Regions from separate parts of the Mus musculus genome. Here regions 2, 3, 4 and 5 are each linked to region 1. The links are chromatin loops, found by intact Hi-C in ENCODE. Cell type or tissue: heart. All regions are shown on one strand. Links, peaks and the distances in the headings refer to the core of each region. The heading gives the core; the rest is flanking DNA. Region 1 holds the start of Zfp609 (zinc finger protein 609). Region 2 overlaps Zfp609 (zinc finger protein 609). Region 3 holds the start of Usp3 (ubiquitin specific peptidase 3). Region 4 has its middle 11 kb from the start of Oaz2. Region 5 overlaps Zfp609 (zinc finger protein 609).

What was found. Peaks named below come from ENCODE experiments on the same cell type or tissue, not always from the same donor. Only the 100,000 strongest peaks of a DNase experiment are listed, where the experiment ranks them.
Region 2: a loop joins it to region 1, with 6 times the contacts of the local background. A loop is called at or near these places in 15 of 42 quality-filtered maps.
Region 3: it touches region 1 in a loop (4-fold over the local background); 3 of 42 quality-filtered maps call a loop at or near these places.
Region 4: a loop joins it to region 1, with 8 times the contacts of the local background. A loop is called at or near these places in 9 of 42 quality-filtered maps.
Region 5: a loop joins it to region 1, with 5 times the contacts of the local background. A loop is called at or near these places in 11 of 42 quality-filtered maps.

Annotation. Positions count from the first base shown.
Region 1 is chr9:65,826,196-65,832,555 of GRCm38, forward strand. Zfp609 (zinc finger protein 609) reads right to left here and starts at 1,369. Exons shown (of 10, transcript NM_172536.3): 1 at 1,271-1,369. It overlaps Trip4 (thyroid hormone receptor interactor 4), which reads right to left. Exons shown (of 14, transcript NM_001357872.1): 14 at 2,732-6,360. In heart, for the core only: CTCF peaks have their summits at 669 and 3,466 (motif pointing left); DNase peaks (open chromatin) are centred at 606, 936, 1,496, 2,026 and 1 weaker place; H3K4me3 peaks cover 2,322 bases; H3K27ac peaks cover 2,325 bases.
Region 2 is chr9:65,692,742-65,699,101 of GRCm38, forward strand. It overlaps Zfp609 (zinc finger protein 609), which reads right to left. Exons shown (of 10, transcript NM_172536.3): 7 at 4,753-4,928; 8 at 4,291-4,507; 9 at 3,402-3,480; 10 at 1-2,953. The coding sequence ends at 3,407. Among named protein-coding and RNA genes, the nearest start is that of Oaz2, 19 kb to the left of the region's middle. In heart, for the core only: a CTCF peak has its summit at 3,016 (motif pointing right); DNase peaks (open chromatin) are centred at 2,970, 3,830 and 4,830; H3K27ac peaks cover 471 bases.
Region 3 is chr9:66,590,078-66,596,437 of GRCm38, forward strand. Usp3 (ubiquitin specific peptidase 3) reads right to left here and starts at 3,038. Exons shown (of 15, transcript NM_144937.4): 1 at 2,707-3,038. The coding sequence starts at 2,797. In heart, for the core only: no CTCF peak of the experiment used is centred there; DNase peaks (open chromatin) are centred at 1,874, 2,264, 3,094 and 4,134; H3K4me3 peaks cover 3,583 bases; H3K27ac peaks cover 3,138 bases.
Region 4 is chr9:65,662,416-65,668,775 of GRCm38, forward strand. No RefSeq gene overlaps it. Among named protein-coding and RNA genes, the nearest start is that of Oaz2, 11 kb to the right of the region's middle. In heart, for the core only: CTCF peaks have their summits at 1,963 (motif pointing left) and 3,785 (motif pointing right); a DNase peak (open chromatin) is centred at 3,796; H3K27ac peaks cover 587 bases.
Region 5 is chr9:65,752,170-65,758,529 of GRCm38, forward strand. The region is part of intron 2 of Zfp609 (zinc finger protein 609); the gene reads right to left. Among named protein-coding and RNA genes, the nearest start is that of Zfp609, 72 kb to the right of the region's middle. In heart, for the core only: a CTCF peak has its summit at 3,189 (motif pointing right); no DNase peak of the experiment used is centred there.

The DNA.
Region 1 (6,360 bases), core at 503-5,502:
AATGGCAAGCCCCAGTCTGGAAAAGGAAGAAAATGGCACTGAGGAGCCTGGGAGATGGAGCATATCCAAAGCTCTCAGACAAGACTTGAACCTATGACCTTCACTGTGTACACAATAGGCGAGTGAGAGGGACCGGTTTATCTCTGCTGCAACAGTTCTCAGCCCTGGGGTAGCACTCCCGATAAAATGACACGACTATTGTGTGGCAGCAGAACAGTCATCTCTCACAACAGCCTAAACCAGCACTCCCTCCCCCAAGACAAAGCAGCAGGGGTGAAATTAACTCAAGGCTGCAGAGCAAAGCCTAATACAGAAAAGAGAGGCCTGTGGGGGCTTAGGGACTCTCCTCAACCCCTGGGGCTCTGGACACATGGCTGGAAACAGACAGGCTTTCTCCCCCATCTTTCCCACTCTCATTTAGGTAGGAAGCGGTTTCTGAGAGAATTTAATCATCTGTGATTTGTTCAGAAATATTCCCCCTGAAGGGCTCTGCTCTCTCCACCCTGTGTGAGCCTAATTCCTAGAAGCCGAAATGACTGTTTGCCGCTGCCTGTTTCACAAACACACATTAATTGGTCAGATGTGTCTCCTCCTCCTCAGCCCCAGAGGGAGGAAGGAGAATCTGAACCAAGCAGAGAGATGATCCAACCGTAATTACACATAAAGGGAAAAGAGGGCAGCATGGGGTTTCCAAACAGGACAGGGTCTCAAACCCTCCCGGGGATACAGGGACAGCAGTTTAAAGTCCAGGCCTAGGGATCCCTCCATCTTGAAGAAAAGGACAGGAGTAAAATGTGACCTAAGACTGGAAAGGCGCACACACCCACAACCTACTGCCTGCACGCTCCCAGCCACCTTGCTCTCCTTTCCCGGGTCGCGCACACGTCCTGCTTTCAACCCTCCGCTCCCGACGCTCCCCTGAGTCCCTAACGAGCCCCAGTCGCCCCGGGGCTCCCTCGGCAGAGCCTCCGAAAACTCTCTGGCCTGCCCCTACCACCTGGCCAAATCAGAGACTATCCCGGGCACCGCCACCCTCAGCCCGAACCGCCCGGGCCATGCTTTGAACTTCACCTCAGGCCCCCTCCCCCACCCACGCAACGACCCCGCTTTCCCCGCACACACCTTCCCCTCGCTCCGCCCCGGCCCCCCCAACCCCCACTTCCTCCGCCGGGCGCCGCTGCTCCGGCGCCCTCCGCGCCCCTCGGCGCCGGGCCTCCCCCAGAGTCGCCTCCCCCTCCCAGCCCCGGCTCCACACAAAGCTTAGACTCACCGCGCGGCCGGTCCCGGGAGCCGCCACCTCCGCCCGCCCGGGGCCCCGGGCCGCAGAGCCACCACTGCTACGCGTCCCGGGCCGCCATCTGGGCCGCGGCCCCTCCCCCTCCCCGCCCCGGCTCTCCGCCCCTCCCCGCGCCGCTCCGCCCCGCCTGGCCGGGGCCGCTGTGTCCGGGGCTGCGGGTCCCTCAGCTGCCGCCGCCGCCGCCGCCGCCGCCGCCACCGCCGCCGCCGCCGCCGCGATCCGGGACAACCAGGGCAGCCTGGAAGACCTGGACACTGGATTCTCGTGCTCTCGGATCCGGATTCCGTGCGCTATGGAGTCTGGAGCGGGCGAGTGCACGAGGAAACCCGGAACCTGGATGCAGGAGCTAAGTCCTGGGTCTCTAAATGCGCGGTAGCTGCGAGCCCTGAGAAAAGAATGCTGGAAAACCTGGCGGGCGGGTCGAAACTAAGATAAGCTCAGAAGACCGGGCTGGACAGTTTGAACCCAATGCTCTCTCCTCGTGCAGATTCCTGGCTGGATAAGACTTCTCACCGAAAAGTCTCTGGAGAAGCGTTAGCTCTTAAATACAGATGTTTTCTATCGTGGAAAGAGGAAAGATCATGGGATCTGAACATGAACCTTTCTACAAAGAACAGAAGACAAGTGCACAGCTCTTAACTGTCTCATCCATTTTGCCGCTTAGTTCGGCAAACTATTTTAAGTAAAGAATTTAGGGTGGGGGTTGGGGGGGACAGGACACGTGTCGTGGCGCACGTTTGCAGGTCAGCCGACAATTTGCAGGAGTCGTTCCCTCCACCATTTGGTTTTAGGGATCAAACTTAGATCCTTAGGCTTAGCAGCGCGCATCTTTACCCACTGAGCCATCTCACTGGCCCTCAAACTCCTTTTTTATTCAATGTCTTCAGTTTTTCTTTGATTATCGTTTGTTTTCCTCTAGAGTACCTGTGTCCCTTTCCACCTCAACATCCAGTATCACTAAATCTTACTGCTTTTTAACCTTGAGCCCGTTTCTGCACTCCATCTCACCATTCTGTCACTATAGATTGTGACTTTTAAATCTGTTACCTATCTTAAGGTTGCCCAGCACACCATCTACACAGCAGACATTCTGTTCTTGTGAAATTGAGCCCTCCCACCAGTTGCTTACGAAACTGCTTCATGACCTAAGACTTCCACCTCCTACCATAGCAAACCAATGTTTATCCAATTCTCAAGAACCCCCATCATGCCCTTCCTGTGTCTGAGACCATTTTATTCAGCTATGCAGTTACCTTTATTCTCTTATCCTAAGGGCACTCTTCACTGGTGCCATTCACAGTAGCATGTGACTTAGAGATCGAGTGAGTCATAACTTTGCTATCTTCACAGAAAGAAAAGGAGGGTGGGAGAGCTGACAGCTTAAAGATGAACGCTAAGCCCAAGCCCATCTAGTCTAGGAAAAAGTAATTCCCTCTTGGTCCATAGATAGTTTTATTGGATAGTAAAGGGACAGAACTGATGACTCAGAGTGGCGGCCAACTTACCAATCTATACTCTATATTACAAAATGAGGGCTTAAACAGAAAGGAAAAACAGGGTTTAGTGTTCCATATCTCTGTGATTTAATGAAGGGTTAAACATTGTAGCACTAGACTAAAACAGTTAGGGGACAAGGAAACAGTTCTACTTAGCTTTTAATCACAGTTAGCTGACTCTGACTAAAGACAAGGATCTAATGTATAAGACAGTAAGAGAATCTCAAGTTTTGACTTCTTGTATCTCGAGAGCAAGAATTGGCAAACTAGTAGCCCAAAGAACAAATCAGATTCACTACCACGTTTTGGTAAATCCTGTAAGTTAAAAACTAATTTTTACATTTTAACAATATTTAAATAAAAGAAGATATTTTACAACACAAAAGTTATAAGAATCTGGTGTGGTGGTACAGACTCCAGCACTTGGGAGCTTGACGCTAGAGATCTAAAACTTAAGGCTAGGCCTGGGCTTGAACTGGGTTACACAGACTGTCTCAAAAAAGTGTCTACAAACAGTTTCCCTGGCTGTAGCCAAGCTTTCTTGCTCACATTATCTATGGGTGTATTTGCAGTACCACAGCACAGCTGAATGGTTTATAAAACCAAAGCCATTTGCTGTCTGACCCTTATGGAATTGGAATGACTTTGCTAACCCCTGCCCCCTGCTGTTCAGAAGTCTCTAGCCACATATGAGCTACTAGGGCACTCAAGGTAGGATGACTGAAGAACTGAGTCTTTACTTAAATTTTAATTCTTTTTTTTTTTTTTTTTTTTTTTTTTTTTTTTTGGTTTTTCGAGACAGGGTTTTTCTGTATAGCCCTGGCTGTCCTGGAACTCACTTTGTAGACCAGGCTGGCCTTGAACTCAGAAATCCGCCTGCCTCTGCCTCTCGAGTGCTGGGATTAAAGGCGTGCGCCACCACGCCCGGCTTTTTAAATATTAATTCATATTTAAACAGCATGTGGCCAGTGGTTACCATATTAGGCAGCACTACCCTAGAGATCCACCTGCTTCTGCCTCCCAAATGCTAGGACTAAAGGCATACAACCACCATGCCTGACTAGACTCTTCTGAAGTCTTACGCAGTGATGTGCTTTTCTCTTCATGCCCAGGTCTTCTTTTCTGACACATCTGTGGATTTAGGCACCTCCCCCACCACCCCACCCCACCCCTGCACCCTCCTTTTTCCCTGACTCCAATCTCTGGTATTTTTTTACTGGGATTTCTTTCTGGGTTTTCCCATTTTCACAACTGAAATTCAACATCTGATCAATTTACATTTCATCTCCTGAATGAAGCCACATTGTATTCACACATGCAAATGGACGTTTATCCAAGTTCATTGTGACGTAGGATGGTACTGTTCTTTTTCCTCTACAGGCGAAAAGTAGAAAAGCTCTCTGCAGGCTGCATGGATCCCTTGTTGCTGTTGGAGCCTTCCATGTGGATCACCTCCTCCCAAACACATTCACAGACACTGAGAATAGCAGATGTGTGCTTGCTATTTGAATCGCAAGGAAGAAAATATCCTTTCTCTCTGGATTGCCTTCCCTCCTCCCAGCCTAACAAACTGAAGTTAGCTGATTTCTCTAGTTTAGTAGCTGAGCTGGTCAAGTGAACAGCCCCATGCCATCTAATCTTGGCTAGGCCCCACACAACATTAAACAAATCTTCTAAATTAAATGGCCACCACATGAATGGGTTATAGGAGAGACAGTAATTAAAATGGAAAAAAATTAAATGTCATAATCATATAAGTCCATAGCTATACTTATTTGTAAAACTAATCTCTGTAGTGTCTCACATTTACATGCTAGGGGGAAAATAGGTTTACACTAAAATTTCAGTTTAAAAAGAAAAGATAGGACACTTAGTTCTTTATTATCTTAGTTCTGTATTAGCTAAAGAAGCAACAAAAACCCAAATTCTTTTTATGTTCTCCTTTGTGATAGGGACTTACTATATAAGAGATAGTAAGAGATCAGCCTCCCCAGTGCTGGGATTAAGGTGTATACTATCACATCTGGCCAAATTCTTAATCTATTCTAAACACTTCACTAAAGATAAGGTCTCATCAACGCTGACAAAGCCCATAGTTTCCATCATTCCCTACTGTGAGCTCATACAAAGGAAACTGAGTCTTGTCTGGGAAAAACAAAAAGAAAAAGCCAATTCCTTTACTGTATGAATTAATGGCATCTTAATTCAGTCATTCAAAAGGGAACACAGAAGCTACAACAAAAAGGCATCTCGGAAATTCAGAACTTTCTTAGGCGAAACTGCCCCAGAGTAACAGGGTCAGAGTGAAGTGTCATAATACACTAACAAGCTATTCTTGGACAAGCTTGAACTCAGGCTACTAAGAATTTCCATCTGACTTTAAAGTATACTATTCATCAGTGAGCAACTGAGGGCCATCTACCCGCAAACTTCTCCCACACTTCCTCCCTTGTGTCTCAGCAAACAGAAGAGAGACCTTATACTACCACTGCCATGTAAACCAAAGACAGACTTTCCCAGCCTAACCATGAAAAGGAGAAGTTTCCGAGTAGCTCTGCCATTTATTTATGTGGTTCTGGCTGTGTGTTTGAGAAGCTGAGGTGGGTTCTTAGAAACTTGCAAAGCTCGGGCAGATGAGCTCATCTGTTGACATTCCTGACTTTTTTCTTTTAAGGTGTGCATTCAAATTACCCACATAGAAAAAACAATCCATACTCTTCTGTGTAAAGGCTGTCTTCAAATAAAAGAACAGAGAACTTCCAACCCCTTCTTTTCTCTTCCCATCCTACCTTTCAATTTTATTGTGATATTAAGAAAGCCAGACAATTTCAGCATGGAATTCAAGGTGCTACTACTTGGTAAACTATTAACTACATAGTAAACACAGTTTTGCTTTCAACAATGGTAAGGTTTCCAAGAGGTCAAAAAGACATCTCTCACAATAATAAATGCCACTAACTGTCCTCTTCCACTTTATACACAGAGGTCCAACAGAACACGAGAGAGAATACTGCATGTGTACATCACTGGAACAAGAATCTGTTCGGGTTTCCCTGGGAATCCAGAGTGATCAGCCTCCGAAGAACCAATGCTATGCAACAGGCAGTTCACAGTCGAGTGAACATCAATGTGGAATGAGTGGAGGCATTTCAATGCAAATAAATGCTGAATATGAAGGATTAAAGAAAGGGAAATTAATCTTTTTCATAACACAAGGTACTTTTTTTTCTTTCTCACTTGCTCTTTCTTTTTTAAGTCAAGCACACAAACTGTTGGAGGGAGTCCAACATCCCTAGTGTGGTAGTGGTGTTTTATAAAAAGCAGAGCACACACATTTGAGACCATGAATTTCCTAGGCTCCAGCAACTGAGATTCCAATAGCACTTTAGAAGAGCCTCAGAAACAAGTGCTTCCTGAGAAGGGCTAAAGGGACCAGTGAAAAATCTCACTTCAAACCAACCTTATTTTTCCAGTAATGGCTTTTTTAGGATATTTATAGGTTTAAAGGGGCTTGTTTTCAGCATTAGAGGGCTTTCTGATGTATTTACCAAAGGATCGTATTTTCAA
Region 2 (6,360 bases), core at 501-5,500, 130 kb before region 1:
GAAAGTTTCCTTGGAAACTAGTAATAAATGACAAAGGCCCAGAATAATGGGCCAGCTAGCTGCCCAGCTGAATCTTGGGGGCCATCAGAGTACACAGATAAGGTATATGGGGTAAGTGATGAGGCCTCAAATCTATATCCAATTCTCTAGCCCTTCTGCAGAACTAACTCCCTTAAACTAAGTCCCCCCCACCCCACCCTGGAGCCTGGAGAGAAGGTGCATGAAAGGATCATTTCACAGGGTACCCTCTTACCCTTCTATGTTTCTTTGACCTTGAGATGTGTGGAGAGAGTAGGCTTAGTGGAGACTACATGTACAAGTATAAGATGGGGAAATGAGGAAGTAGATGTGAGTCCTAAGCAGCAGCTGGCAAGCGGTAGCTGCCCTTCCTCAGGGTGAGGCCCCTACTTCCTATAGCTTCTCTTCCACATGAGTCCCTGGAGATCATTAAGAGCAAGAGCATGGGCAGGGTGGCTTAGTGAGAGGCTTGGTTTGGTGGTCTGCACCAGATCCTGTCTTTCTGACTAGGTGTGGAGGTGGACAGTTTTGAAGCACTAGTCAGGAGTTTCCACAGCTGGAGCTGTAGTGTATGTAATACTACTTCAGAGCGGGAAGACCGGACTCAGACTAGGGACCAGGAGGGAGGAGCTGAGAACACAGGGTCATTTTTCTACTGCTAATCTCGTTTCAGAGCAGCACCTGTTTTTCAAGGGGCACTTGGGTAGAGGGAACAAAAAGCTGACTTGTTTCTAACGGGAAGAGGGGAGAGAGACAGACAGAGGGAGGGAAGGGAAGGGGAGAGGGGAGAGAGAGAAAGCTGTTCCTTCTGCAGAATCTAAGGCTGTCTTGCAAATACAGACACACCTCTGTTATAAAATGAAAAAAGTGGAAAGGGCAGGAATGTGGGCCATGCCTACCCAGTGAAAAACAAAATTGCTCCAATGTTTTTTTTTTTACAATATGTACAAAGCACACTGCAAACCAGTGCCACAGATACATACAAAACACAATATTTAAAAAAAACAGGAACAGATGGGAGCATGGCTCTACTCACTAGTCTTGTGGGGAGAAGCATAATTAGGCGACAGTCACTTTCTTAGTAAGGGTAATGGGTTAGATAAGATGTTATCTCCAACATCTACCTCCACGAATGAAAGGGGGTCACTACCCAGACTCCTGCTGGGGCAGCATGTGGCAGAGGGGACAATGGTGGCGAGGAGGCTGTTTAGACAAAAGGATTTTCCCAAGTGCCCAGAACCCAACTCAAAAAAAAAAAACAAGGACTTGGAAACAGGAAAGGTTTGGAGGTCAGAGATGCTAACTACCAAAGCCTGATTATATACATGGAGGGTTCATGAGTTCTCGGGAGCTAGCTTCTCTTGGGCTTTGTGCTTAATGTCTCCCACCACCCCACTTTCCCAAAGAAGTTAGAGCCACCTACCTTCCTGCTCTCAAACTGTCACTTTTGACATTCTTGTTTCAAGCTCCCGATTAGCCTAAGCTGGTATCTGTGCATCTTTCTCTCTCTCTTGCAGTCCAAAGGGCAAAAACAGGAGGAAAGGGCTTCAAAGGGATGGTACCCTGCAATAGCAAAGACCTAAAAAACATCCCACATGCTGGGAAGACGTGACTCCAACAAAGCTAGGTCATCACTTTTTCCTAACATGACTTTGTAGCTCAGGAGAACAGAGAAATGCCTGCCACCTCAAAGCCTTATCCACTGTGTCCACTCTGACTTGGGCATATAATGCTTGGATATGCTGTTTTAGGGTCTAAGGAGCAAATCATCTCCCCTTGGCCAGTGGCCCCTAAAACATAAACGTGTGTTATAAAGACACTCCTCATATTGGCACGTACGGAGTTACAGAGTGAACTGTATAAAATCATGTACCTGTAGACAGAGGAACTGGGATGGATATATTTGTGACCCTAAATGAGGATACTCAGATAACTGAATGTCTCCAAGAACAGCCTGCCTTCTGGTTGCTGCTCTAAAGTGATGTGGCAGGCTCCAAGGTTACCCATGCTGGGAGGAAGTCTATTAATACTGCCTGAGTTGTAGAAGCCAAGCAGTAGAAGTGAGGTCAGTATGGGGAATCCCCCCTGGGAAAGGCACCAAGGGGTTAAAAAAGAAAGAGAAAGGACAAGGAGTTGGGGGATCTGGAAAGCAGCAGGAATTTTGGTGAGGAAGCAGGTTCAGTTTCACAGACTCCACTTATGTTCCAGTTCCTCCCAGCATCCCCAGGGAGCCTGTGCTGGTGCTAGAACCCCTGTCTTCCACCTGACAGGAGCACAAGACTCTGGTGGGGCAAGTGCCTTACTCTCCCCTTTACAGGTTAGGCTCTGAGCATTTATCTGTGCTCACATCAGAGGGGGATGTCTCCACACTTGAAGACCTTGTCTTCGCAATTACAGAGGAAACAGCTCCCTACTTCTTTCCTGAGATTCTAATTTCTCCACGTGCTGCCAGTTCCCAGGGCCCAAACCACTGAGGAGATGTGGAATCTTGTTTATGGTGGTAATGACAGTGAGGGGTATGGCTGCTGTGCTGTCTTCAGACTTTATCCCGTGCTTGGGGTCCCTCCCAGGTGTGTGTTGCTGCTCTGGCAGCAGACCAGGGGCTAAGGTAACAGAGCAGTCATTTCTCTGGGATGAGGCTGTGTTCTCTCAGTTGCTCCTATGCCTTCATCTCCATAGATGACCACAACAAAACTGTGGCTGAGAGAATAAATATTTTTGCAAAGTACCAGTTCTCCAGCTCCTGAGGAAGAGGGAGGGTCGGGGGTCGGAGGGTCTAGTGGAGGTGAGGCAGCCAAGGGTCTGCCTTCAGTCACGGTCGGAATGGCAAACAGGATGATCAACACCGTAACTGATGGTAAGATGGCACCTCCAGCATCACCTCGAATGAGCCAGTCTGGCCCATGAAGCTGACTTCATCTGGGCACTTGGTGTTCTGCGAAGGAAACACACAGATAAAACAGCTAATTGTGGTCTGCTGGTATCACAACCACAAGATGGTGCTCTAAGAAAATGAACTGGGGCTGGCAAATGGTTAGTGAGTAAGGGTGCTTGCTGCCAAGCATGAGATGAATTCCATCATCCACAGTTCGAAGAGGGAACTCCCTGTAAATTGTTCTTTGAGCTCTGCTCACAAGCACTACCCTTCACAGCAAAGTTAAAAACAACCCAAAAAGAACTGCAGCACCAGCTGGTGCTGGTCCTCCGCAGGCCTTCAAATGCACATAGCTTCACAAGAGGCTGCTGTCACAGGCCTGGCCAACAGTCTCCCTTTTCCAGATTACTGACATCACATAGTTAACCCTCACTTGCAGAGATTCTGTGGATCCAAGTAGCAGCTACCCCTGTTAATCTGTCACTGCAAATTAACAAAATCTACTTACCATTCTCACCTCCGGGGGGGTGGGTAGAGTGAGGGAGTTGAGCCTTGCTGGCTGGCAACAATGGCTGTAGAAGAAAGCCCTAGGCAAGCAGAGAACATATTAATATAGCACTCAGGAAGTCACCCTTCACAAGTTGGCTCGCTGTGAGGAGCTTCCCCTTAAATTTCCCTACCTAGTGCCATTGGATTTTTGGGGTACCAACAGCTTGTTTCTCTCTAGTGGTTCCTTACTCTGATGAATAATGAGAGCTCCCAAGCTCCAGGGAAGAAATAAGTCCCAGCCTAAAGCAAGGTACTTTAGGACTCAGCAGAGAGACAGGATCTCTGGATGTGTGTGTTGTACATGTGTGGAGGTCATAGGACAACTGAGTGTCATTCTTAAAGTGCCTTCTGTCTTTTGTTTGAGACAAGGCCTTTCACTGGCTTGGAACTTTGCCAAGTAGGCTAGGCTGGCTGGCCAGTGAGCTCCAGGGATCTGCCTGTTTTCCTCCCACCTGATCACTGTAGTTACAAGCACACACCACCACATCTGTCTTATCACATGGATTTTGAGGACTAAATTCAGGTCCTCTGTTTATAAGGCAAGTGCTTCACTAAGTCTTCTTCCCATTCCACCTTGAATTTATTTTTATATTACTGCTTCAACCTGAGTGCTGGGAATCTCAGATTAGAAATCTGGGGGTACCCAGCACTTGGGAGGCAGAGGCAGGCGGATTTCTGAGTTCGAGGCCAGCCTGGTCTACAAAGTGAGTTCCAGGACAGCCAGGGCTACACAGAGAAACCCTGTCTCGAAAAACCAAAATCTGGGGGTGAAAGATTCTTTGAGGGCAGGGGCCTTGTTACAGGCAGTACTACTGAAATGGAAACAAAGCTGGAGGAAAGAGCCTTACCTGCGGCATAGGGTAGGTTGTACTGTGCTGGGAGCAAGGAATAGCCCAAGTGGTGGTGGTGGTGGTGTGTGGACATCAGGCGCTGGGAAGGGGATGTGCGGGGCCGGTCGGCACTCCTGTCAGTACCTCCTGCTCCCGCAACACTGCCACAGCTGCCACCACCCCCAACCACCCCACAGCCTCCTCGATCTCTCTCCTGAGAATTTTTATCACTTATCTGGAAAGGAAAGGAGACATATCAAGACACTATAATGAGATATATACACACTAGTGATCTAACCAGTGTCCTATATTATGACTCTAAAACTGCAGGGTATCTACAAATAGAGGGAGTGCCCTTATGAGGCTGGTATCAAGTCACCCAAGTAGCATCTTGTCAGGGCCTGCACTTGCCCACTCCTCCCATGCTGTGGCTTCTACTCCGTGGTCTTTGGACAAGGACCTGGGCTGTCCTCCACTTACCGTGGGAGACTTGCTCTTGTAGTGACTGGCATGTTGCTGCAAGATGTCCAGGGCTTTGGACTCTGAGCTGGCTTTACAGCTCACACTGGGGCTGGCACGGGCCTTGTCAGCGTCCTCGCCACCTGAGACCTTGCTGCCATACGGGGAGAAAGAATAGCTGGAAGGCAAATAGGAACCTAGGAAAGGGGAAATCAAGCAGTCAGAGGAAATGAAGGCAGAAGAGACTGCTCTAGTGAAGGGTCAGGTGGCATCAGCTCGCCTAAGCAGTCCCAGACACTTTTAACCACAGCTCCTGGCTTCCTCCTCTTTTAACAAGCTAAGAACAGGTGAAGGGATAGCATATAGCACTCGGTTTACCAAAGCTGACTTCTCAGTTCTCCTGAGTTATCTCAGAGTCCTATGATAAAGTGGAAAGATCCAAGGAGTTAAAGTCAGACAGCCTTGGGCTGCATAACTGTAAATGAAGTGACAGCCTTTTGAGTTTCAGTTTATTATCAAAATGAAGATATTAGCAGGCATGACAGTACAGCCATAATCCCAACACAGGTGGTTGGGACAGAATTCTGCACTCAGTGTCAGCCTAGACTACATGAGATCCTGTTCTCCAAAACAAGGGCTGGTGAGATGGCTCATGGGTAAAAGGACTTGCTGCCAGGCCTGATGACCTGAGTTTGATCCCAGCACTCAGGCTAGAAGCAGGCAGACCTAGGTGAAGTTGAAGCCAGTTTCATCTATTCCAGGCCAGCCAGGATTACATAATGAAACCATGTTTTAATTGGAAAAGAAAAAGGGGTGGTGGTGGTGGTAGGCCAGGTGTGGGAGTACACACCTTCAATTCCAGTACTGGAGAGGCAGAGGCAGGCAGATTACTGAGTCAAGACCAGCTTGGTCTACATGATGAGTTCTGAGACAGCCAGGACTGTTTCAAAAAAGGGTGGTGGTCCTGGAGAGATGGCTCAGTATCTGGTAAGAGTACTTATTGTTCTTCCAGAGAACCTGTGTTCAATTCTCAGCACCCACATCAGGTGGCTGACTGTAACCCCAGCTCCAGCGGAGCTGATGTTCTCTGTAAACACTGTGATTACATGCATTTTTTCCTTCTCCCTCTCTTGCCCCTCACATACACACATTTATAAACAAATCTAAAAAATAAGCAAAAGATACTAGTACAAAAAGAACAGGAGCATATATAATGCTCTAATCCAGGACTAGGGAGGCAACAGTAAGAGGATTGTTTCAAGGAAGGTAGCCTGAATACAGTAAATTCTAGCATAGAATTTACAGAATCTAGTTCCAGCAAAGTCTTTTCCCAAACAAGCAACAGGAAGATAGGTGCACACACACCTGTAGTGTTAGCTGAGGCAGGAAGATGAGATGAAGGTCAGCCTGGGCTTAGATGGCCAGACTATGTCTCAGAAACTGAAGCTGGGCTGGAGAGACACATCAGTGGTTAAGAACACTTGCCTCCATTGCAAAGGACCCAGATTTCATGTCTAGCACCTCCATGGTGGCTCCACCTTTCCTGGCTTTCCTGGGTATCATGCATGCACATGGTGCACATAAATACATTCAGGTAAACATTCACACAAACATACGCAACCATGCTTG
Region 3 (6,360 bases), core at 473-5,472, 760 kb after region 1:
CTTTCACACACAATCTTGCTCATCCTAACAGAGACCTGTGAGTAAATCCAAAGCACTGTTCTTTCTCCGGATGACATATTGAAACTCACACTCAAGGAATCGGGAGTGCTGGTCCACAGAGGTGGTGCCTGCTAGAGTCTGTGCTGCTGGTCTTTTGCAATCTGCCTGGCTGTTTCACTGGGGTATATTTGCATACTCCCAATGAAAATAAGGCAGGGGCATTACTTTTATTGTCTAGGTGCCAAAACAGGGATTTTCTCCCTCCTCAGTAAGAGTGTATGACACTCAATACCAGTCAGAGCATTACTTCAACACACTGGCTACCCTTTTAATCTCCTACCAAAAATAATACACACATACATACATACCTACCTACATACATACAGGATTGTTGAAGAAAAATAAAAGCCAGAATACATAACACTCCAAGATGATGAGTTAGTTGGTTAAGGGATCACAGATTTACCAATCATTTAATTACTGAAACTACAGACAGGCAAGAACAAGATCAAGCTTTATACAATAATATTTGATTGTACCAATGAAGGGATGCCAACAGGTTAAAATAGGAGGCCATTATGAAATAAGCCTGAGATAGAAAAAAAAAAAAAAAAACACCCACTGAGTTGTGAAACTAGCTTTATTAGTACTATAAATGCAAGTGATTAGACCCATCCTTCCAAAACAGGGTCAGAGGCAACCATTTACTGCACGTTGTAAAGAAATCACCCTTCCATTACTAATTTGTTCTTGTTTTCAGCACAAGTCTCCCAGTTATGCTCCATTTTAATGTGCTGAATTCCTCAAGAGGGGCTTCATTTGCTGTCTCTTTTCCCCAAAGTGGACTCCCTAACTGATGGAGGCAAGACTGACTCACAACAGGATACCTGCCACTTGCATAATTTTTTTAGATGCATGTGCACAGTGAAGCCATTTCTAAGTTTGATATAATTTTACATAGAAAAAAAATTAGGCTTGTATTGATACACCCATCTCGGAATCCCTGTAGTTGACTACAGATGAACAAGAAGTGCCCCATTCCTTGTGAGGTGTAAGCTTTTCCTAGTGAGAGGGTGTGTGTGTGTGTGTGTGTGTGTGTGACAAATCTCTCTTGAGAAAATTCAACTATAGCCCCACAGCTACAGCTAATGAACTAACAGACCACATGGACTGGCCTGTTGTTGGTAGTGTTATGTTCCAAGCTCAAGACTCACTGTTGAAGATGTATTTACAGGTAAGACCCATTCACACAAGTTCTGCACTCCCACAAAGAACTGCAATACTGGCCCAGAAGGGGTAGCACATGCCTATAATCCCAGCACTCCAAGGGCTGAGAGAGGAAAATTATAAATTCTAGGTCACCCTGGGCTATCATAGAAACCCAGTCTCACAAACCAAAGGAACTGCAATACTGTCCTGTGAAACCAATTAACTTATTAATCTTTAAAGGCTTCATGCAGAACAGAAGAAAGACACCTGACTTTACAAAGGTAAGCAAGACACCAAGTCTTGGAGCTCCAGAAAACTGCAGTTATTTCTATTCCTTATCCTGGAGGACAGTTTTCCTTGTGTTACCCCGTATATTTTGCTTCAAGAATATAATCCCCTTTGAAGAAGTAGTACGTCAAAAGTATTAAAGCAGTCCCTAAACTACCTTCCTAGCTCCAATCCAACCCAGGCTGAAAGACCACTCTGCTGAATCGTCCCACCGTCTTTTCAGCCTTGCAGATGAACTTGATTTCTGATGCACACGATTCACATTTTACACTACAGCCCAAGCTGCCAGTGATAATCTTAAAGCTCATAAACAAAGACCAGCGTCGGCACCAGGGCCCTACCAGGAAGTAATCAAAGCCGGGTGGCCCGTCCGACCTTAAGTCCCGGCAGACAATGAGAGGGCACCGGGGCTTCCAAGGAAGCAGAAGGAGTTAACGCTTAAGCAACTCGAAGGCATAACATAAACCTACGAAGTGTCTTACACGCACTCGGGAATTCCCAACGAAATCCCTGCCAACCCGAAAAACTGCCTCGGAACAATCTTCGAAAGGCAAAACAAAAAAAAACAAAAAAACCCAAAACACCCAACCTCGAGCCGCCCCTCCAAAGCAGCTGTTGGCTGCCTTCTCCGGAGCTTTCGGAGCCCGCAGCCTGTTTTCAAACTTCACCCTCACAGGCTGAAGAGAGACTCCGAGGTGAGCAGCCCCCAGCGCAGTCCGCTCAGGGGCTGCGGGGGAGGCAGGAGCCTGTGGGAACCCGAGGAAACGCAACCCAAAGGGGCTCGCGCGCCGGCAGTCCAGACAAAGCTGCGCCCGCAGAGCGGCGCTTTGCCTGTCCGGCCCACGGGGGACCGCGAGCCCGACCCCGCCACACGTGCGGCCGCGCGCGGAGCCGGCCCTTAGGTTCGCGGAGCCTTGGGGTGCGAGCCGCCGCGTCATCCCGCCGCTGCGCGCTCGCCTCAGGCCCCCGCGGGCCTCTCCTCAGCCGGCCCGGCCGTCGGGCCGCGCGAAACAAAGGAGCCGCCACCGCGCCCGCCGCGCCGCGCCGCGTCCCCTCGCCCCGCGCGCCGGGCCCGCTTGCTCCCCTCAGCCTCCCCCCCCCCCCAACGAGGCCGCGCGCTGCCCCGCACCCGCGGCCCTTCGACGGCAAGGCCCGGGCCAGAGCCGGGACCTCGGGTGCGCGGCCGGCCAGCCCCAGAGCCGCACTCACCGCTGCAGCACCAGGACGACGGGGAGCCGTTGGGGAACTTGGCTGAGTCCGGGGCGATGCAGACGCTGGAGCTGAGGTGCGGACACTCCATGGCCACGAGGACGGCGGCGGGGACAGCCGAGGCTCTGGGGCGGAGGGACTTCAGAGGCTCCGTCTGGGGTCGCTTCTGACCCGGCACTGGGCAGACGGCGGCTTCTGGGTCCCGAGCCTTTGCGTCAAAGAAAGCAAGGGCTTCCGGGCGCCGGGTTTTGCCATCCGCCGTCTCCCGGCGCCCCGCTCCGGAGAACGTGAAAATCCGGACTCCTGGTTCTGCCGCCGCCCAGGGACAGTAGGCTTCCGCCTTCTCCGGCGGCCCCGCCCACCCTGCTGGTTACGCCCCCAGGCCAGCCCGGGCCCCGCCCCCACACTAGTCAGTGGGCGGGGCATTGGTGCTCACCCAGTGCTAGCAGCTAGTGTAAAGTCCTACGGGGATGTGAAGTGACTTTCCGAAATCTGCCCCCGGCCGCTGCAGCCGATTCTTGGGAACCCGACAAGTGTGGGTACTCATCCGGGGCAGAGCGGTCGGGACCGCTGCTTCTACTGCAGTGAGTTGGCTACAACAGCGAGGTAGAATATGTGACCACACCGCAAAGAGTACGGAAAATGAAAACCACTCACACCGACGTGCATTGAAGCCCCATTTTACACAGGAAGAAACAGACTTTTGGGGCGTGGCCCTCGATGGCCCAGCCGGCTGCAAAGAGCCCAGAACAGTCCTGACTTTCGTGTTCTCCCGGTAGCAGGCGGGGTCCGGAACTGTTCTGAGTTCTGAACTCTGGCCTGAGTGTGTCACCGGGATACTGCACGGCTGGGCCCACCGGAACGCCTGTGTTCGGGGTCCACGCCATGCCGTTATGACTCACTGATATCTCCTGCCCATTGTGGGTATTTTCATACCTATACCTCTTGAAGTTGAACGAAATAATCCAGTTTGCTGTACAAGGTCGCGGGTGCTAGGTAATAAAAAGAGGCAGTGTAACATTTGTTAGAAGCCCACCTGGCTCCCAGCCAGGCACTTTGCATACCACACCTCATTTAATCCTCAAAACACCCTCTCAAGCTGCTGCTACGGTCCCCTTTTTAACAAAAAGTGAAACCAAGAGTATAATTTGCTTTAGGAAGATTGGACCCCCGCACCCCCCCCCCCCCCGCTTCAAATCTCTCTCTAGAAAGAAGTGAAGAAGACAGGAGGAGCGTCTAGAGGTAGAGAGCCTGCCACCTCACATTCTCTGCCTTGAGGATATCTGGGGCTCCCACAAATCTAGCCTCCAAAGTTGGGCTTTCTTTCTTTGTTTGGTTGGTGGTGTTTAACCTGGTAAAGGGGCTTCTTTCCTTCATCCCCTGACAAGCAAGTGGAGAGGGAAGAACAATGTGCCAATCCATGGGGCAGGAAAGGAAAGGTCAGGAAATGATTAACTGGCTGGGCCGGATAGTGGTTAGTTAGCACTGGGCACCTCCCTGAAGTGCACGCCTCTAGCACCCCTTAAGCCACTTCCGTACACCCCACTACTGCACCCTGTAGCCTTCTGCCTGATAGTGTCCACCCACCTAGGACATCTCTGCCCAGGGTGGTATTTCAGATTCCTCAGTCCAAGCAACTCTACCACTTCCCCAAGTTGTATATGATTGCTGTCAAAACAAGGCTTGGACGGGTTTTGATGGTGAGAAATTGTGGAAAGTTGTTCAGATCAGCTCTGGCAGGTACTTCATGGCAAACCTTAGCTAGTCCTCTCGACTCTTTTTCCTCGCCTATCCACTGGCAAAACAGTACTTATCTGTGTGAATTCCTAACCTGTAGTAATTAACAGATAAGGTTTGTTTTTCTTATTAAAAAAAAAAAAAAGGAGATGACTGCTTCCTTGGGACGAGAGAGGAGAATAAACAGTATCTGAACCCTATTCAGTCTCTTCCATCTATTTGTTTCACAAGTCTTTCTCAAGCAACCTTCTCAGAGTCCTCTGGGCACTGACCCTCATTCAGTGAACCCACAGCCCCTCATTCAGTGTGGAGCCTGACCCACGCTGTCTTTCCTACTAGTATGTAGTTCTTTTCAACCTCTGAGAAACGTTTTTCAAATCCCCTAGACCTCACATAACATCACTTCCTACCTCCTACCAGAGGCCTTTCCTGACTCTTCTCCAGCCCCAGGTTACCTCCCAGGGTGTTGTGAGAGCTGTGCTGACTACCCCTACAGGACCTTTCAAAAACACTCTTCTTGTCTTCTTGTATGTATGTAATTATTTGTTTAATGTCTGTTTTCCTCTTGGAGAGCCATAAGGTAGCAAACAAGTCTGCCTGGTTTCCTGCCTTTTTTTTTTTTTTTTTTTTTTTGGTTTTTCAAGACAGGGTTTCTCTGTGTAGCCCTGGCTGTCCTGGAACTCACTCTGTAGACCAGGGTGGCCTCGAACTCTCTGCCTCTCAAGTGCTGGGATTAAAGGCACTCGCCACCACTGCCCGGTTTCCTGCTTTATTTCTAACAATATATGTAGAACCTGGAGAACATCCATCAGTGAATGAATGAGTAAGGGGTGGATCTCGAGATCCAGGACGAGAGGAGCTTAAGAAGTGGGCTCAATCAAGGCAGAGCACACATCCAGAATCTATGAAGTGATAACTACATTAGCCTTCAGTTCTGAGTTGATCATTTTAAAAGGAAAGTGAAAAGTACCTTGTAAGGTGTAAACTGCTAAAGAAACAATGTTACAATTTTTATTAGTGTATTCTCTCAGAGGTTTTTTGTTTTTGTTTTTAAATTGGAGCTGGAGCCCTAATTTAGTCACCCCTGATGACAGTTGTCCCTCAGAGAACAAATTCTAACAGGGAACCCAAAGAAACTGGGTCAGAGGGGCTTTCACTTGCAACCCTAAAACTGAATTTTCCTATGTCTTTGAAAGTTATCACAGAAAACTAAAATAAATTTACCGCAGTGAGTAAATGTGTCAAATGTGGGAAGACCACAGGGTACACTGGGAAATCTGCCTTTTCAAACCCCTGGCTCCTGCAGCTGCTTTTAATACAATGCTTGCTTCTTCTTCTTGGCCGGCATCCCTTTGGCACCAAAGAACACCAAAGGCTTACTTACATACCAGCACCCCTGAAGGTGATGCACTAGCCTCCAGCACCCCACCCCCACTCTGCTATGCTTGGCAGCTGCCAGGGACATGCTGCCCAGCTGCCTGAAAAGGTGCATTAGAATCAGAGTTTCAGCTTAAAACCCTCCAGAAGGGGTGGGCCTGTTTTTAAAGTGTGCACATTGTACAAGGGAGCCATGCACAATTCCGCCGTTACTATCTTTATGTGCATTGGGAAGGGAGGAAAAGAGGGAAAGGGGGTTCTAATTACATGGAAACTATGGTGAGGAAAACATCTTGAGGTTACTGAAACCCTTCTAAAACATTAGACTTGTAACATCTTGGATCCATGGCCCTCAAGTACCAATTACCAAGATTGATTAGGTCCTGGGGAAAAGTTTAACTATCCCTGTTCAGGCAAGGCTCCCTGGAAATACACAACATACTGGTTTAATTATTTACCATAGTAATGTTTCTAGAAGCCAAAGCCCTTTTTAGAAAAACTAAAGTTAGACCACTGGGGACTAGAAAGTATTGTTAAGTT
Region 4 (6,360 bases), core at 799-5,798, 160 kb before region 1:
CAAAAACGGGGTCCTGCATTCCTGTCCTGATGTGAAGTTTATTACAGGTACATATGAGAGGTGTGTCTTGTGATCACCATCAAAGTCCTTTGAAGCAAGAAATGTGTTTTCATCTACTTTTTATAGCTATGGGAACTGAAGGTAAAAGCTCCAACGGGAACTGACAAAAATGGTTCTAGCGGATAAAGCTGTTGGCTACCAAGCCTGACATCCTGAGCTTTCTCTCGGGGTCCACATGGGAGAACCAGTTCCTTCAGCTCGTGCCCAGACCTCCATATGTGCACAGTGCACACATCTTCAGACAGCATATCTTTTCAAAATCCCACAGAGGGAGATGACTCAATAGGCAAAGCACTTGTTTTGCAAGCAAGATGACCAGAGTTCAGATCCCCAGAGCCTGCATAAAAACTGTGGTCTGACTGTAACCCCAGGACTGAGGAGGGAAAAGGGGGATCCCAGGTAAGAGGCCTATCAGGAGGAACTGAACCTGCAAGCTCCAGGTTCAGCAAGAGACCTTGCCTCTTATAGTGCAGAAGACCCGGATTCTTTTCTCATTGTCCATACCAGAAGCTCACAGCTACTTGGAACTCCAGACTCCCCCCTGACTTCTTAGGCACCTACATGCACAAAGTACTCTTTTCTTTTTTGTTTTGTTGTTGTTGTTTTTGAGACAGGGTTTCTCTGTATAGCCCTGGCTGTCCTGGAACTCACTCTGTAGATCAGGCTGGCCTTGAACTCAGAAATCCGCCTGCCTCTGCCTCCGGAGTGCTGGGATTAAAGGCGTGCACCACCATGCCCGGCCACAAAATATTCTTATGTATACATAGGCACACATAATCTTTTTAAAAAAGTTTTGTATGTATTTGTGTTTTAAGGACGTGTTTCTGCAAACCATGTACATGACTGGTTACCTGCAGAAGTCAGAAAGGGTGTCAGGTTCCCTGGAACTCGAGTTGTGAGCCAGCGTGTGGGTGCTATGAATCAAACACAGGTCCTCTACACCAGCCCAGGCAGATAGACAGACAGACACACACACAACTCCAGTGAAGCCTGCACTTGGTGGAAGATGGAGAATAAGGTGTAGTTTCTGTTCCTTAGAATGGCATGTACAACGAGAGACCCAGATGGCTGAGCTGTTCAAGTGAGGAACACCCAGAAATGGGAAGAGTTAGGTGCAGGGTTGTCATTCTCCCTCCTGGTTTCCCAGGACAGGGTCACTTGAATCAGAGACTTCTCTGATGGGTCTGTTTCTATCTAAATTCAGATCCACATTCCTAGAATCTGCAACGTGTTTCCTGGAAATCAGCTCTGCTCAGGGAAGGAAGACTGGAGGAGATACTATTAGAGGGTTATGAGGTGCAAATGGGGAGCCAAGGCCTCTGCTAAGATTTCCTCAGTACTGCACTCTCTCGTGTGTGCTTGCATATACATTGCATACTGATGGCTGCAGTCAGCCCAACCTGGCTTTCAGGCGCTTCAGGACAGGATTTAGCTCTGTTCACTGGAGATGGCAGTACCTTCTTAGGAAACTTCAGGGTGATCCTACTCCAGCTGTTCTTGCCTGTGTTTGTAGGTGTGGTATACTCTGACCCCAGGAAGCTCTATTTAATTTATTAGGGTTTTTGTTGTTATGTTTTGTTTTTTTTTTTTTTTTTTTTGGTCACGGTTTTTGTTTGAGACAGTTTCACATAAGCCCAGGATAACCTTGAATTTGCTATGTAACTGTAGATGACCTTGGCCCCTGACTCTCCTGCATCCTGGTACTAAGCTTGCAGCCATGCCTATCTCTTATCCTCCTCCTGCCTCTATCCTAAGCCCACGTGTCTTTGTTGCATCCTGTCTCTAAGTCTCCAGCCCTTGGTCTTTCCCTGGTGGAGGGAAGGTGAGGTTACTTTGTTCCCTTCACTTTACCTTGAAGGTGATGGCTGAGGCGCCATCTAGACCACGAGGCTGGGGTGCCCTCTTCTGGTGAAAGAGCTCAAAGCCATTTGATTGCTTTCCTTCCAGGACAGACTTGGACTATCTGGACCCCTGCTCCAAAGCTCTCAGTTGAGAAATCACTCACAAACATGGACCACTTCCTGGATATGTGCATGCTTTGCATTCTAGACAGCTACATAAACTACTGATCCTGTGGACACAACTGTGTTAGACCCCACGATATCTGATTCATTCAGCAGTCTCGGCTCACGGGTAGAGGCGCTTCAGCTCTAAGAAGCAGAGAGACATGTCCAAGTCCAAGTGCATTCAGATATACAGAGCTGATAGAAAATCCAGGTGTTGGGGGTTAGAGAGATGGCTCAGTGGTTAAGAGCACTGATTGCTCTTCCAAAGGACCCAGCTTCAATTCTCAGCATCCACATGGCAGCTCACAACTGTCTGTCACTCCAGTTCCAGGGAACCTGACACCTTCACACAGGCATACATGCAGGCAAAACACCAATGTACATAAATTAAAATAAATCATTTAAAATTCAGGTGTCACAGATCGGGTTGGGTGAGATATGTCAGCTTATGCCTGTAATCCCATCACTTGGGATGCAAAAGCATAGGGATCGTTGCAAGTTCAAGGCGACCTGGTTGACATTGTTAGTATCAGGCCATGTGGGTAACATTCTACCTCACTGACGAAATGCCTGGACATCGTTAGTAATGACTGGTCATTTGCCTTCTAACCATAGCTGATATTCCCAGAGTTTATATTTTCTTGTATCTGGTAGACTTTTTGCCTGCCTGAATGACAGAAGTAGACCCCTCTGGTAACTAAAACTTGGAATGTCCCCTGCCAGCCTCCCCAGTGCCACTTTGCATTCTATGCAGTGGCACCTCACAGTGCCACTAGGTGTTGTTAATTTCACCTTTGCAAACATTCCTGGGTTACTGCCTGGGAGAGTCCAGCACACTTGGTAGTATCTGACACATGGCAGCTAACTGGCTACTTCACTTCTGAGACCTTGTTTAGGCAAGCCTTCTCCCATCTGGCCATGTGTCCTCGGGGGAATATGACTTCTCTGAGAGTCCCCACCCAGTGAAAACAGTGGGAACTTTCTGAAGGCACAATGAAATGCCCGAGGCACTAACGTTCATGTTCCTGATGTTTTCGGTGGTGAGCTATGATAGAGGAGCTGTTCTGAGCCAGATGCTGGGTGTCTGGGTGTTTCCCAGGACAGATTTGCGCCACCCTGTTCTTCATGAAGTTCTAGGCTTGGCCAAGAGTTGCACTCACCGGGCCTGTAGGGGCCAGAGAGGGAGGCAGTCCTAACTGGAGGGCAGGACCCATGCTGAGCTGTTCTCAGGCCCTCCTGCTCAGGAGGGTGGGGCCCATGCAGCTTAATATTTTTCTATAGAAAGACAGTCAGAATTTAATGTGAAAATTCCTAATCTGTTGGTAACTAATCAAACAAACAGAAACTAACAAAACAAAAATCCATGAAAGCAAGCTGGCCATATGGCACATGCCTGAATCCCAGTGCTTGGGAAGCAGAGACAGGCGGGTCTTTGAGTTTGAGACCAGCCTGGTCTATAGAACGAGTTCTAGGATAGCCAGGGCTACGCAGAGAAGCCCTGTCTCAAAAAGATAAACACCTGAAAGCCGTTCTGCGGGTTACACTATGCTTGTTGCTCTTTTAGGTTTTAGTCTGTGCAGTGAAGTCTGTGGACAAAGATCTGCCTTCAAGTGCTCAGTCTGTGTGTGACAGCCCCCCGTCCGTCCACAGTAACTGTTCATAGCTGGCAGAGGGCCATTCGCAAAGGCTGCTTTATCTAGGCATCTCACCTTTACCCGCTGGATGGCCACCAGGGGGCAGAGGCAGAATGCTGGATACGATTTGTTATTTATAGTGTGTGTATATTTGCTTTGTGTCCTGTTTTTTAGAGACTGGGGTGGGGTAGTTGAGATAGGATTTCACAAGGCTCAGGTCATCCTTGAACTCTCTGTGTAACTGAGCATGACCTTGAACTCCTGATCCCCTTGCCTTCCTATCAGTGCTAAGACTGGAGGCCTGTACCACAGTGCCCTTTAAAGAATTGTACTATTGGACCAGGCTTGATGGCACACACTTTTAACCCAGGGTTTGAAAGGCAGAGTTTGAGGCCACCCTGGTCTATGTGGTGAGTTCCAGGACAACCAGGGCTCTTTGGAGACACTGTCTCATGGGGGGAAATTTGTATTTCTATCATTATTATTATTATTATTTATTTATTTATTTATTTATTTATTATATGTAAGTACACTGTAGTTGTCTTCAGATACACCAGAAGAGGGCATCAGATCTCATTACGGGTGGTTGTGAGCCACCATGTGGTTGCTGGGATTTGAACTTTGGACCTTCGGAAGAGCAGTCGGGTGCTCTTACCCACTGAGCCATCTCACCAGCCCCCATTATTATTTTTTTAATGTTGGCCAGGAACTCAAGGCCATCTCTATTTAGCCTCTCAAATGCTGGGATTACAGGTGTGCACCAACACATGTGGTTTGGATGGGTTTGTGATTAAAAAAAAAAACATGTAGGGTGCATATACTGCAAGTGGTTGAAAGACTAGGATGGCGAAGCTGCGCACAATTGTGTATGCTTAGAGCGGAGAGAAGGGCTACAGGGGACTTGGTATAGGACAGAGAATAGGCATTCTTCCCAGAAGAAGCATGTATAGAGGACAAAGCAGGGCATGATGGGAACTGTCAGTAGACCAGATCATCAACAAATTTGGAATGAACTGGGGAATAAGCTAGAGATACATCGCCAGGTCAGGTCTAGGCTCAGGCATTTCAGATTTTTTGGGTATTTTTTGGTTTTTTGAGACAGGGTTTCTCTGTATAGCCCTGACTGTCCTGGAACTCATTTTGTAGACCAGACTGGCCTCGAACTCAGAAATCCGCCTGTCTCTGCCTCCGGAGTGCTGGGATTAAAGGCGTGCACCACCACGCCCGGCCAGATTTTTTTTTTAATTTATTATTTTTACGAGTATTTTGCCTGCATGTATGTATGTGTGTGTACACACAGAAAAGAACATCAGATCTGGAGTTGGAGTTAGAGACAGCTGTGAGCTATTGTGTAGGTGTTAGGAATTGAACCCTGGTCTTCCGCAAAAGTAACATATGTTCTTAACCACTGAGCCAGCCTTTAGCTTATTTGAATATGCAAGTTATGCATGGGTGTAATCTCATAAAAACTAAAGCTTTAACAAAAACAAAACAAAACAAAAAAAAAACGAAAAAAACATCTAAAGTTTTATCACAGGTTTAGGCCCATCACCAAAGTCTCAAAGATGACACAGCTGCAGCCGTCTGCTCAAGGCAACTCAGCTAAGGAGTTGCAGCTTGGAGCTGGGGGCACTGCTAGACCTTTACTCTGAATCCTCTGTGCCTTGCAACTGGGATTTCTCACTGAGAACATGAGAACGGTGCTGCTGCATTGTCAGGCTGGTGAGAAGCAGTTGCCCACTGGAAGCTGGGACCGAGGCACAGCCATGCGTGTTTACAGGCTATGTTGTCTACCAACAGGTGTCTCTCTTGGTTCCTTCTGTATTCTGTAGATCATCATCATCATCACCACCATCATCACCATCACACTTTTTTCCCGTCTGTAAGATGGTTGAGTAAAGTTTCTTTCTTTCCAAGACTCTTCCAAGAGTTTGATAGACTCGCCTCTCAAAGGTTGTCCACGCCGCCTACCTGCACGTGGACTTATGTATGTGGAACTCAATCTCTTTCCACCCTGCAGGTCCTTGAGGTTGAACTCCAGTTATCACAGGCTGGACAACAGGCATGCTTGCTGAATCTTCTGTCTTGCTCACCCTGTGTTTGTTTTGTTGTTTTGAAGCAGGGTCTCATGTGGTCTTAGGTGGGCCCCAGAGTCGTTCTGTAGCAGAGGGTGACTTTGAACTCCCGATCCTCCTGTTTCCAATACTTTCAAATACTGAGGCTACACGAGTGTACTATTACACCTGGCTCTGTGCTCTAACTTTTTCATTTTTAGAATTATTTATTAATGTTTTGCATATGAGTACACTGTAGCTGTCTTCAGACACACCAGAAGAGGGCATCAGATCCCATTACAGATGGTTGTGAGCCACCATGTGGTTGCTGGGAATTGAACTCGGGACCTCTGGAAGAGCAGTCAGTGCTCTTATCCACTGAGCCATCTCTCCAGCCCTGGTGCCCTAACTTTTGACCAAGACAAAGTATAATAATCATGGCAGTGTAATGGGCCGCAGGAACTCACACTCAGTCTCACTGCTGGGGACAACAGGGACTGAGGACTGGGGTAGACTGCAGCAAAATGGACGAATGGATAGCCCAAGCTCTTTTGAAAAAAAAAATGTGTGTGTGTTTATGATTTGTTGTTGTTGTTGTTGTTTTTT
Region 5 (6,360 bases), core at 653-5,652, 74 kb before region 1:
GGGCGAACACACAATTTCTTGGAGCTAATGTTGCAATTCCAGGGCAGGCAGCACAAGGATGGTACCGCACAGCCAACTCCCCAAGTGAGCTGAATAACAGGTTTATAGACAGAGAAGGAAGGGCCTTTCTAACAACCACAGCATTGCTTCCTCAGCATGAGCCACAGCAGGGGAGGCCTCCAGGAGAAGCACAGCCCCTGTGGTCTACTTGGAAAGGGTCCTTAAGAATCCACCAAGGACTATAATGGCAAAAAGAGGCCAATATAAGCTAAACAATAGCAGCTGAGGCTGAAACTAACCAATCAGTGATCAGCTTAAGGAAATCCAAGTTTTAATTTTTCTTATCTAGATAATGCTTTGTGCCATTATGCAATCAGTTTTTAAAAGGTAATTTTTATTAGCGGATTATAGTGGTGCATGCCTTTGATCCTAGCACTCAAAAGGCAGAGGCAGGTGGAGCCCTGTGTGTTCGAGGCCAGCCTGGTCTACAAAGCAAGTCTAGGACAGCAAGGGCTCTGTTATACAGAGAAACCCTGTCTCAAAAAACAAAAACAAAACAAGAAATAGTAATTTTTACTTTATATACATGGGTATTTTGTTTGCCCAATGTAAGTACGTATGCACATACATGTACATACTCAAGGAGGCCAGCAGAGGGTGCTGCAATCTTCTGTTACTGTTACTACCTAGAGCTGTATGGGTGCTGTGAAGCAAAGCCACACAGGCCCTGCAGAAGGTCAGCCAGTGCTCTTAACCATGATCCGTTTCTCCAGATCCAAGAAGATTTTTAAAACTTTACTTACTTGAAGAGGTCCTGCACAGTATCATGCTGCATATGTGATAGTCAGAGGACAACTTATAGGAGTTAGTGGCTAGGCAAGAGAAACATGTTTTCTGTTTTATTGAGACAGGGTTTCTCTGTGTGTATCTCTGGCTGTCCTGGAACTCTCTCTGTAGACCAGGCTGGCCTTGAACTCAAAGAGATCTACCTGCCTCTGCTTCCTGAGTGCTGGGATTAAAGGTGTGCTCCACCACCTTACTGCTGATAAAATAACTAAAACATGCTAGAAACCGGGATGTGGCAGTGCCTATCTGTCGTCTCAGCTATGCTTAAGGCTGAGATAGGAGCATCACTTAAACATATGAGTTGGAGACCAGCTTGGGCAACACAAAAAAGACCCATTTGCAAATTAGGGACCGAGGATCAGCTCAGTTGGTGGAGTGCTTGCTTAGAGCACAAAATCAGGCACAATGGCAAATTCTAGTAACCCAAGAACTTAGGCGGTGGAGACATGAGAATCAGAAGTTTATAGAGTTAGGGTCAGTGAGATGGCTCAGTGCGTAAAGCACTTGCTGAAGAAGTCTGATGACCTAATTTCAATCCCAGGACCCATGAAAAGGTAGGACAAGAGAACTGACTCCAGAGTTGGCCTCTGACCTTCACAGTGGCACACATGTGCCTGTCCTTTAAGATGAGTCACTGAATTTATTGATAAATATGACAGCACGGTTAATCTTCACTTAGATTATTTTATATATCTTACATTTTTGTAGTTTACAGCGAATAGGTCTTACACATTTTTTGTCAGGATTATCTTTTAACAATTTAATATCACTATAAACGGTGTTTTTAAAATTTCATTTTAAGTATATAAAATACTTTTCATATTATTAACCTTTGCTCTGTATTTTTACTAAATTCATGCTTTAGTTGTTCTGGGTGTTGTGTGTTTATGTGTGTCAAAGTTTTTAAGACATGGCCCTATGGCTCCTAGAATATAGAAGGTGGAGATCTAAGTGGGAGGCAGAGGCAGGAGACTCATTCCCCAAAGCTAAAAGGCCTGTCAGCCTGGAGTACATATACACAGTATAGAAAAACAAGAGTCCCTGCCTCAACAAGGTAGGGAGAGAGATGACCAACTTCCAAACTTTGTCCTTTGATCTCTGCATGGGATCATACACAAACATACCATACAAACATAGTAAGTAAAACTCAAATTTAAATGTGTCAAGTACAATGGGCTAGATAAACCTTATCAAGACCTTCCCTTCTATTCCTAGTTTCCTTCCTTCCTTCCTTCCTTCCTTCCTTCCTTCCTTCCTTTTTTTCTAAGGTGGTACAAGCTGTTACAGGAGAGCTTTTATTTATTTATTTATTTATTTATTTATTTATTTATTTATTTATTAGGTATTTTCTTCATTTACATTTCCTAATGCTATCCCAAAAGTCCCCCATACCCTCCCCCCTATTCCTAGTTTTCTGATTAGCTGAAGTAAATGAGATATTCAGTTTGGTGTGAAGCTTAAAGTGAGTACCAAAAACATTCAGTAATCAAAATATTTTAATACAATAATTTTTTAGGCTTAAATCCTTTATTAGAAACCATGTAAACTTGATACAAAAAATCAAGTGCAGGGCTGAAAAGACAGCTCAGCGGTTAGTAGCACTGACTGTTCTTCCAAAGGTCTTAAGTTCAAATCCCAGCAACTACATGGTGGCTCACAACCATCTGTAATGAGATCTGATGCCCTCTTCTGGGGTTCCTGAAGATAGCTACAGTGTACTTACATATAATAAATAAATAAATCTTTAAAAAAAAAATTCAAGTGCAGTAAGAACCTGTTAATATTAATGCTAGGGTTTCTCATCATAACATCAATTCAATAATTTTTAAAATAAAAAAAAAATAATACAAGCCAGGCCTGATGGAGCATGTCTTTAATGCCAGCTCTTTGGGGAGCTGAAGTTAGGGGATCACAAGTTCTAGGCCACTGAATGAGACCACATTTAAAAATAAAACATAACATGAGAAACCGAGTAGAGTGGAGCAGGGATGTATGTAACCCTGGCACTCGGGAAGGTGGAAGCAGCCACACGGTGGAAATGGAGGCCAGCTTAGGCTCCATGATCCCGATGCAAAACAAAAACAAACAAACAAACCTCAAAACAAGTAAAAGAAAGAATTGCAACACAGCTTCTCGGTACCTGCCTAACATGTGCAGAGCTCTTTACTTTAATCCCAGCATGTGAGGAGGATCTCTGTGAGTGGTTGACATAGAGTTCCAGCCATCGTAGACAACACAATGAGACCCTTTCTCAAAAATCAACAAAAGATTTGTCTTTATTTATGTTTATGGGTGTTTTGCCTGTATGTATGTTTGTACATTACATGTGTGCCTAGTGCCCATAGAGGCCAGAAGAGGGCATTAGAGTCCCCAGAACTAAAGATAACAGATAGTTGTTAGCAGCCATTTGATTTGGGTGCTGGGATTTGAACCCAGTCTTCTGCTAGAACAATCAGAGCTTTGAACCACTGAGTGAACCATCTTCTCTAGCCCAAGAATTTGTTTCCTTGCTTTCCAGTTTCAATAAATAATCTGTTTTCTTGTGTGTGTGTGTGTGTGTGTGTGTGTGTGTGTGTGTGTGTGTGTGATGGGGAAGGGGAGGGGACGGGAGGGGAGGGGAGGGGAGGGGAGGGGAGGGGAGGGGAGGGGAGGGAAGAGGAAACCTGCTGAGATACATCGCCAATTCTAAAATCTGGATTCTTATTTTCCACAGAAACCCTTGGATTTGTTTTTGACTCTTCTTCATGTTGAAGCTGTCATTCATGCTGTTTCCTATGTAAGAATGAAAAGCCCTTCTACATCACCACTCAAAGCAAGTCAAGCAGGAATCATCTCTATACTGTGCTGCCAAGTACAAGCCCCATTAAATTAGTGAAGAGTACACAGAGGGCTAGGGCTTGGTTTAGTGAAATGATTAGTGTCAAGAAAACTGCAACTCTGCAAGCTGCTGCTTTTAGAGAAATTCACTTAACTATATCCATGGGTGCCCCCCCTCCTTGCTTCAAAACTCAGATGTTCACCCAGCCCTAGCAGGAAGATGAAGACCTCAGAGAGAGGGTGCTGACAGCAGGCCGCAGAGGCTGCAGACACAACTCGCTTTAATTGCACCAGCAACTGCTAAGCAATTAGTGAAAAAGAAAAAGAAAGACAGCATTAGGGCAAAGAGGAATGGAACATGCAACCATGTGGAAATTCGCCATCCTTGACCTGAGGAGAGCGGGTTACTCATGGCAGCTGCGATGCGCCCAAACCTTGCACCTGAGCCCCAAGGCCCCTTTCCAGGCAGCAACAGTGAGTGACAGTCTAGTCTTCCCCTTGCCTTTACAGTTTTTATCTCCAATTTTCTTCCCTGTGGCCACAAACAAACTAAGGAAAGATGAAAGTCACAGATCAAGTGGGTGATTTAGCTCTTGGGTTCCTTGGGCAGAGCCTGTGCTTGCACAATACTGGAATATGAGCATCCATAAATACTAAGCAGTGGTTCATCAGAAGCATGCATGTACTGGGCCTGGCGGGTGGTGATGACAGGTCACTTCTGCAGGTGCCGTTTCCAAGTTGTATCCTTATTTTATCATAGTCAAGAAAGGCAATACAATTAAAAACTGCCAACAAAACCCAGAGAAAGTCAATTCTCAAATGTGACTTTGGGTGGGAAAAAAAAAAAAAGAAAAAGAAAGAAGAGCTAAAACAGTAAATCATCCTCAGTCAACAGGGAATTTGGAATAGTATCAGTAAGTATTGGTGTCTTTTGTGAGGAGAGAGCATAGAAGTCAAGGAGAGGAATAGTTCCTAAGGAAGATAAACGTTCAGGTATCCTCATTTCTCCACATTCACTATAAAATCACAAGCCTAGAAAGTCCCAGATTTTCTATAATGACCTAGATTTTAAAAACAGACCTGCTGGACCAGATGTGGTAGTGCCTGCCTACCATCTCAGCACTCAGGAGCTCTCTGAGTCTTAGACCAGCTTGAGTTATATGAAACTGTTTCACAAAACCCCAATGATAATGAATAAATCTAATGGTCATTTTATGTATGAGTTACCCCAAAGCCCCAGCACAGTGCTATCCAGCAACCAGTAAAGCAATTCAGGCAAAATTAAAGCCAAATAGAAAAGCCTAAAGGATAAAAACTGGGGCAGAGGTAGAGGGGAAGAAATCTCAACAGAGTATATCAAGTACAAAAGGCTGAAGAGGAAATGTCCTTGACATAGTTGAACACAGAAGTGTTCGCACTCCCCACCTCTGGGAATCCTTTCCCTGAATACTTACATTACAAATTATACACCCAGGGCTGGAGAGATGGGTTAGCTGTTAAAGGCTAGGCTCACAATCAAAATAAATCACATACCTATATTAGCTTTCTATGACCTAATCTCTGTTTTACTTTCTTCATAACACTTGTCATTACCTAACATTACATGTAACTGCTAAATTTTTATTACACTTATGCATTTATCTATTTAGAGAGAGCATGAGTCATGGAAGGTCGGAAGACAACTTGTAGGAGCTGGTTCTTCCCTTCCATTTTGTTGGTTCTAGAGACTGAACGTAGAGCCATAAGTGCCTTTACCTACCCACTAAGCCATCACTCTGGTCCCATGTAATTTTTTTTTAAAGATTTATTTATTATTATATATCTAAGTACACTGTAGCTGTCTTCAGATGCACCAGAAGAGGGCGTCAGATCTCATTATAGATGGTTATGAGCCACCATGTGGTTGCTGGGATTTGAACTCGGAACCTTCGGAAGAGCAGTCGGTGCTCTTATCCACCGAGCCATCTCTCCAGCCCCCTGGTCCCATGTAATTTATTTTATACCAAATTATATATTTATTTGATTCATCTCTTGTTCCCAGAATGGGATATATGTTCAATGAGGCTGAAGCCAGGGTCTTTCACGGGTCCATGAGGCTTCTTTCAGCAATTTAGGAAAGTGCATTTCACAGGCTTGCAGCTCCACACTAACGGGCAGTTAATGAGGAAAGCCTGAATCACAGCTTCCTTTCCCTCTCAGCTCATTGCCAGGCACTGATAAGGATTTGCAGAAGGAGAGTAAAGTTAGAGGGAAGGCAGACACCAGACCTACTAAAATCTAGGGAGTTGGATTGGATTTTCTTTTGCATTAGCAGCAGTGCCATGGAATACTTTTTCACTAAATCTTTTTTTGGGGGGGTTGTCGGGGTGGGGGTGGGGTACAGGGGGATAGTAGAACAAACAGCCTTGGCTGTTTGGAACTCGAGATGTAGACCAGGCTGGCCTTAAACTCAGGGCAGTGCCTCCCCCGGCTGGGATCAGTAAGTGATGTAAACAATTCTGCAGTTCATGAAGTCATCATGCAAACTGGTAACGCAATACTTCCCAAGATGCCCTCACGGGTCTGCCTTCTGCCTACTTCATTCCTTTCTAGCTTAAATGTCACTTTCTCGAGGGACATTTGCAGCAAAACAGCTATCAACATCCCTTAGCATTTCTGACCAAATAAAGACTCAACAGCACAGATCTGAATCCAGTC